Regions from separate parts of the Homo sapiens genome. Here regions 1 and 3 are each linked to region 2. Evidence: read pairs that join two places in POLR2A ChIA-PET (ENCODE). Cell type or tissue: CD4-positive, alpha-beta T cell. All regions are shown on one strand.

Evidence for each region. ChIA-PET counts read pairs that join two places held together with the same protein. Peaks named below come from ENCODE experiments on the same cell type or tissue, not always from the same donor. Only the 100,000 strongest peaks of a DNase experiment are listed, where the experiment ranks them.
Region 1: POLR2A ChIA-PET joins it to region 2 with 9 read pairs; 8 of 35 experiments call an interaction of 5 or more read pairs at or near these places.
Region 3: POLR2A ChIA-PET joins it to region 2 with 6 read pairs; 12 of 35 experiments call an interaction of 5 or more read pairs at or near these places.

What each region holds. Positions count from the first base shown.
Region 1 is chr15:38,585,526-38,588,025 of GRCh38, forward strand. No RefSeq gene overlaps it. Among named protein-coding and RNA genes, the nearest start is that of RASGRP1, 22 kb to the left of the region's middle. In CD4-positive, alpha-beta T cell, no CTCF peak of the experiment used is centred here; no DNase peak of the experiment used is centred here.
Region 2 is chr15:38,650,579-38,653,078 of GRCh38, forward strand. No RefSeq gene overlaps it. Among named protein-coding and RNA genes, the nearest start is that of LINC02694, 45 kb to the right of the region's middle. In CD4-positive, alpha-beta T cell, no CTCF peak of the experiment used is centred here; DNase peaks (open chromatin) are centred at 863 and 1,273; H3K4me3 peaks cover 2,310 bases; H3K27ac peaks cover 1,722 bases.
Region 3 is chr15:38,575,779-38,578,278 of GRCh38, forward strand. No RefSeq gene overlaps it. Among named protein-coding and RNA genes, the nearest start is that of RASGRP1, 12 kb to the left of the region's middle. In CD4-positive, alpha-beta T cell, no CTCF peak of the experiment used is centred here; no DNase peak of the experiment used is centred here; H3K27ac peaks cover 765 bases.

The DNA.
Region 1 (2,500 bases), 65 kb before region 2:
AACAGAACAGAGTCCTCAGGAATAATACCACACATCTACAACCATCCGATCTTTCACAAACCTGACAAAAACAAGAAATGGGGAAAGGATTCCCTGTTTAATAAATGGTGCTGGGAAAACTGGCTAGCCATAGGTAGAAAGCTGAAACTGGATCCCTTCCTTACACCTTATACAAAAATGAATTCAAGATGGATTAAAGACTTAAATGTTAGACCTAAAACCATAAAAACCCTAGAAGAAAACCTAGGCAATACCATTCAGGACATAGGCATGGGCAAGGACTTCATGTCTAAAACACCAAAAGCAATGGCAACAAAAGCCAAAATTGACAAATGGGATCTAATTAAACTAAAGAGCTTCTGCACAGTAAAAGAAACTACCATCAGAATGAACAGGCAACCTACAGAATGGGAGAAAATTTTTACAATCTACCCATCTGACCAAGGGCTAATATCCAGAATCTACAAAGAACTTAAACAAATTTACAAGAAAAAATCGAACAACCCCATCAAAAAGTAGGCAAAGGATATGAACAGACACTTCTCAAAAGAAGATATTTATGCAACCAACAGACACATGAAAAAATGCTCCTCATCATTGGCCATCAGAGAAATGCAAATTAAAACCTCAGTGAGATATCATCTCACACCAGTTAGAATGGCGATCATTAAAAAGTCAGGAAGCAACAGGTGCTGGAGAGGATGTGGGGAAATAGGAACACTTTTACACTATTGTTTGGGACTGTAAACTGGTTCAACCATTGTGGAAGACAGTGTGGCAATTCCTCAAGGATCTAGAACTAGAAATACCATTTGACCCAGCAATCCCATTACTGGGTATATACCCAAAGGATTATAAATCATGCTGCTATAAAGACACATTCACACGTATGTTTATTGTGGCACTATTCACAATAGCAAAGACTTGGAACCAACCGAAATGTCCATCAATGATAGACTGGATGAAGGAAATGTGGCACATATACACCATGGAATACTATGCAGCCATAAGACAGGATGAGTTCATGTCCTTTGTAGGGACATGGATGAAGCTGGAAACCATCATTCTGGGCAAACTATCTCAAGGACAGAAAACAAAACTCCGCATGTTCTCACTCATAGGTGGGAATTGAACAATGAGAACACTTGGACACAGGGTGGGGAACATCACACACTGGGGCCTGTTATGGGGTGGGAGGAGGGGGGAGTGATAGCATTAGGAGATATACCTAATGTAAATGACGAGTTAATGGGTGCAGCACACCGACATGGCACATGTATACATATGAAACAAACCTGCACATTGTGCACATGTACCCTAGAACTTAAAGTATATTAAAAAAAGTAAGAATACATTTCACTTTATCCTCACAAACAAACTTTGTGATGAATTACCATTGTTATTTGTTCTTGCTTTATAGATGAGGAACTTAAGGCTTAGAAAGGTTAAGTAACTCATCCAAGAACACACCCGTGAGCTAGGTTTCAAGTCAGTGTGATGCTGGAGCTCAAGCTTATCACCACTTTGCTACACTGCCTACCCATAATATAACATAATAGATTTTGTACCCTAAACAGTTCAGCTAGCTGGTTATTACCCATTATGAGGAGCTGGGTGAGGTAAAGATGGTAAATAACCAACTCTAACTATATTGTTGATGCTCTAAGGAAGTGCTAACCTTTTAGCTGTCCTATCAACTACAAGTTACAAACCTGAGCGTCATGGGGTCAGAATTTTGGTCTAGTGACAAGCTGCTCCTTGGCCCACCTCAAGTGAGAATTGTCCTAAAGTGACTTAGCCATTGGTTGGGGAAAGAGAAGTCACTGACTTAAAACTTCTGGCCTTACCCTAAGTTTTCAGTTTCAAGTTATTTGAAAAGTGAAAGTACAAATGTTGCCAATGTGCTATTAAATATGTTGGTGGAGGCCACGTTCCCCTATGATACCAGTTCTCACGTGCCAGGTACCATACTTTGTGTGTGTGTGCGTGTTTATATATGCGAGTGTTTTGGGACGGAAGTGTGGTTCTTGCTACAATCTCTTCTCCATGATTCCTTTTCTGAGGGCTTTGGGCCTTCCCTTTAAGAAATGGGGAATTATAAAATCAAGTGATTCAATCATGATTCCTTAGGTCTTTCTAACTACAAACCCAGAAGTTTTATTTATTAATTTGTTTTTGTAACAAGACTCTTAGCTTTTTATTTTACCTTTTATTCTCATGACTGAACTATTAATGGAACTGTGCTCCAGTCTCAAAATCTACTTTCAACAGCTGTGAATATTTTTCTGCAATGCAGACATAAATTCAGACATTTGCTCAGACCTGGTTAAATTAGGGAAAATTAAGACTGATATGGTCTTTTCTCTTTTGGGGATTATTTTGCCCAGTCCCTCAAGCTCCCACCCTACACCATCCTGTCCTGGAATACTCCAGACACCCAGTGTTCTCAGTATCTTTCTACCTTGTTGTTCTACCCAGCCTGCTTGCAGCTTCTGCTACA
Region 2 (2,500 bases):
TGCCTAGGGGATGGTTGCTGGCTGGATTAACCAGATTTGCCATTGGCAGGTGGGAGATTTGCACCCCCAGAATTAGGCTTGCTACTCCATTAAGCTTTTGACCACCTAATTTAAACCATATTATTATTTTCTAAATAGGCAACACATTTACATTTTAAAATGCAAAGAGTACAAAAAGATAGGCCATGAAATGTCTTTCTGACCTGGTTCCCCAGGCATGAAGTTTCCCTCCCAAAGGCAACTAATCTGATAGGAGAATGAGGAAAGGAAGAGGAAGAAAGTCAATAAGGCCAATATTGGGAAGGTTACACTTGAGGAGACCTGGGGCTCAAACCTTCTAGGGCACTGGGAGCCAGTGTAAAATTTATCCTGTCTTGTGGATTTTAGATAATCTGTGTGTATAGGGGAGATATTTTATACAGCAGCAGCAGGCTATCCACATTGTGCCATACCTCGCTTTTGTGTGACTTAATATCTCTTGGTAATTGTTCCATGTCAGTGCCCAAAAAGCTTCCTCATTCTTTTTTTTGCAACTGTTCAGTTATCTATTTATGGTTACATCATATTATATTTAACCCATTCTTTACTGGTGTCTGCTCCCATTTGTTGTTCCATTTTGAGCACCAGATTTTAAAACTCATTCCTATAGGACACACAAAGGATTTTATTTCCTAGGAAGAGCTCCATGGCTCCCTGACTTGCTCAACTGTTTTAAACCCCCACCCCACATGGAATAAGCACACTTCACCATTCTCTCACAACAACAATTAAGTCAACTTATCTTTGAATAAGTAGCTGGGGGTGGCGGGGACACACCCCTGAAGTGTGGGTTTAGGTTTGTTTGATTGGGGCGTGTGCTGGGGTGGGTGGAGCAGGATGAAGAATTCTTCATTAGTGTTTCTCATGTTTGAAGTCAGATCTTCTTTCCTAGCTGGGGCCAGAGTCTTCAAGCTTCTAACAGGAGTTTCTAGAGCCACTGAATCTTTCAGAGAACAGGTACAAAAGCTCTCAGCTGGTGTACGAGCAGAGGAAGCGCCTTTACAAGGGGCTGCTTGGAAATGGGGGCAAACTGCTAAATAAGCGTGCAAAAGCAGAAAAGGGCCCAGGGTATTTTTAAACCTCTTACAAATAGGAGCAAGCCCAAATTTAACACGGGCTGGCTTTTTAATGTGGCTTTCTTTTTCACCCACCTTCCCTTCAAAGAGATGCTTTTTTCTTCTTTCTGCTGAAATACAAGGGCTTAGGGAGCAACTACTCGGTTCCAACAAACAGGGCAAGTTAACACTTGTGAGAGCAACACCCAAGCAGCAAAGGAAGCCGTGTTAAAATAAAACCACACCCCCTTCCCCTCCAGGTGACAAAGATAACCAAACCCAGTCTGGCGTCTATGCTCCAGCAACATGCAGGCTGAAGTGAAGGGCAACTGGGCAGGAAAGAGAAGGCGGAACTCGAGGTCATCCATACTGCCCAATTCCCTTGCTCCCCTCTCTTCCTGCCTCTCCAATTCTCATCTTCACCCAGAGCTGGTCTGATGCAGAAAAGTGAGGGGAACTCACTGTACCCATTTCTCTTTCTAAAATATCTCCTCAGGCACCTTAAACCTTTGTTCTTTCTTCCTCCAAAACAGTTCTCAGGAATTTGATACTATAGGATCATCTATTCTAGAGGTAATTAATAAGCTTTAATGAACTGTTCCTTCTAGAAATATTCTTACCCTTAAGCCAAATGATTGTAAAGGTCACAGGGCATTTCAGGCATCAGCTATTTCATGAATGGGAAGTAGTGTGGGTAGAACCCTAGCATGCTCTGGACCTTAAAATCATATCCTATGATTGGTTACCTCACATATGCAAAACCACCGCAGTCTACACCTCTAAACACACTTAAAACACTCTTTCACTGGTAAATAACCTGCATTCCTATATTCCTTTGCAGAACAGCTTGAGTGAAACCTGTGTTTATATGCAATGGTCGAGGCCAGCGGTGTAGAACATACACGCTCACTGCATTCTGGGACAGCTCTGGTCTCCAAGCCCGGAGGTTTAAGCAGTGTGTGGCCAGGCCATTGAGCTGAGAGCATAAGCTTGGTGATACCTATCAACATAAAAATATTCATCCATTACTTTCACTTATTTATTTTATTCACAATTGTATTTGGCTTGAAGCTTGGTGCTGTCTATTTGGGTTTGAATCTCTATCCAGATTCAGAGCCTGATCTGTGTCAGCCTCTATTCTGGAAGCCCCCAGTTTGGGAAAGAGACCATGCAAGGTACACTCAGGTCCTGCCCTGCTGATTAGTTCATGCAAGAGAAGCCTCCCTGACTTCAATCCCTGGGACTAATTCACTTCAAGAGTTGGAATGAGAAGGCACTCAAACCATAAATATATGCAAAGCAGCAGCAAGCAGATTAGAAGAACCTAGCAGATTAAAAGTAAGTAAGCCTGCAGAACCTCTCGTGCAGCCTCCTCTGCCCTTGTCTGGAAGCCACCTTTCTGCAGC
Region 3 (2,500 bases), 75 kb before region 2:
AGGGTGCTGCCTGTCTCTTCAAAGGCCCTTTCCAGAGCCCCCCAAAGTCTTTTATATGGATCACAAAACCCACATTTTCAGTCAGATTGGCCTAAATAGTCTCTCTAAATATGATCAAATTTCATGTTGGTGTTTTTTTAAGGATGCTAACACAACAAACAAATTGAAATACATGTTGTCTCATGGCTTTTACTCCTGGTAAGAGGAGAGTTCTTGAAAGGGTTTGCGCAGAGGAGGGATGGAATCTGACTTCTGTTTTAATGGGGTCACTCAGGCTAATGAGCAGCAGGGATGGAAGGTTCTTGGTACAGGTGACCTCCATAATGTTAAGCTGTAAGGGTCTGGCAGGTCTGTGGCTTTCAAACTACTTCAAACATTGCTTCACAGTAAGGGAGCCATTTTATACTCTGTTACCATCAGGTGTACATTTATGCTACGTGTAAAACTGAAACACAAGATACACGAACAACATTTACCCTTACTACATGTGCTTCATTCTCATCCTTCACATTTGTTTCTTTTTCTATTATGACTTTAAAAAATACGCTGGTCAGAACCCACTAAATCCATCCATTACTGGGTTGGGATCACAGTTTACAAAATACAGATCTCTGTCTATCTCCCATGATAACAACAGATCTTGATGATTACTTCTGGAAAAGGGAACTCAGTGGCTCTGAGTCAGGGGACTCTTACTTTTCATTGTCCCTCCTTTTGAAACTTTTATTTTGTATTATTTGCATGTACCTATTCAATAAATAAATGCTATTTTGACTCATTCTGGCATAGAACTTATTGCTTTCTGATTATGGCCTGAATAGGTTTACAAAAACAGAGAGTGAGGCCAGCAAAGGTAAGTTGCAGGAGCAAAGGTAATTTGCTGGTGAATCTACTTTGTTCAACTTCATCAAACAATATCTTTTTTTTTGCAAATGTTTGGGTGGCAGAATGGCATGGTGGTTAAATGTGTGACCTTTGGAGTTAGATTGAGTTGAACTCTCAGCCCTAATGCTTCTTAGTAATGTGACTCTAAGCAGTCAATAACTTTTCTAAGCCTGTTTGTAAAATTGGGTACAAACAACACCTACCTAATAGAACTTTGCGATGATTATATGCCATGACCTACAGCTTGCATGCAGAGGCACTGAAGACACATTAGGGTTTTGAGTGCTTCTTCTGTGCCAGGCTGTGGGCCTACAACAGTGAATGTTTCGGTTACCTAATAAGTGCTACACCATGACATCCAAGGGGCACCTACCCAATATCTTGGCTGATGAAGTGCTAACCTCTCAGAGGAAATGAGGCCTAGGCTAACAAGTAGAGTGAGATAAATAGTGAGCTGAACACAAGTGAGGCAAAAGAGGAGGAGGTGTTTTAGAGAAGAGGAATATGCAGAGGTAAGGAAGAGTAGAACGCTTTGCTGAACTACAACACTCAGGAGCTTATTCTCTGATTCTGTCTCCTCCCCACCTGCCAAGGTGTAAGTAAAGTTTCAAGTCTGACTTAATCTTTTTGCCTTCACAGAGTCCGAGAGGTTTCACACCTTGAAGAGTCCCCCGTGAGTTACTTAAATCCCTCGCTCCACTTTGGATGTGATTAAATTAACACCACTGCCAAGTTTGCCTTTGGGTGCTTGAGATGAAGGCTGCTGAGAAGAAGGCTGAGTTAATTAAAATTCAGCACTGGGCCTCTTTCAAAAGCCTGGCATTGCAATCCGAAGAGCAATAATTTAAATGCTAAAACCAGTTTCGTAATGCAACCACTATTTTTAAGACTCCTATTGTATACCCAGCACCTTACTGCATTAACGCTACTTAATAATTTAACACCTACGAAGATACAAGGGTAAAAGCTGGAAAAAAGCGTTCATAGAAAGATTCAAATTGCCAGGACCAGCCAAAGGATGTGGTTTTCTGAGTACAAAACTGTTTAATTTAATATGCATTTTTAAAATTACTGTGATAAGCGTAGTATTGAAATGAAAACTCCTGAGTATTAATAGATAAACTTGCATGTGAGCAGTGGAGAAAATCATTGCAAATCAATGTGGGTGGGTGTTTCTCAAACTGCGATCATCTGCAGATGCATCCTTAAAGGCTGCAAAATTTTTTTTCTCCCTCAAAAGGGGTCATACTTTACCCATATTTAAGGTGTCCTAAAGTAGTCCACTTCATACACAGATTACAAGCATTTTGCTTCTTGATTTTCAGTTTTCCCACTACCTCTCTGCCAAAGCACAATCTTCCTCATCCCACACAGGGCTTAAGCATATTTTTTTCAGCTTGATTCTTTGTCATGAGAATAAGGAGTGAAACTCTCATAGGGAGAAAGCCGTCTCCCCATACTTCCCATGGAAGTATAACATGGGATAAAATAATTTATCTTCTATGTTCATCTCTTTTGTGCTCTCTGGCTTTGGAATTGGGAAGTGAGATTGTCTCAGTTCAACCCCGAGGATAACCATGTTCTCTGTGAATATAGAGTTTGTATTTCACAAGTC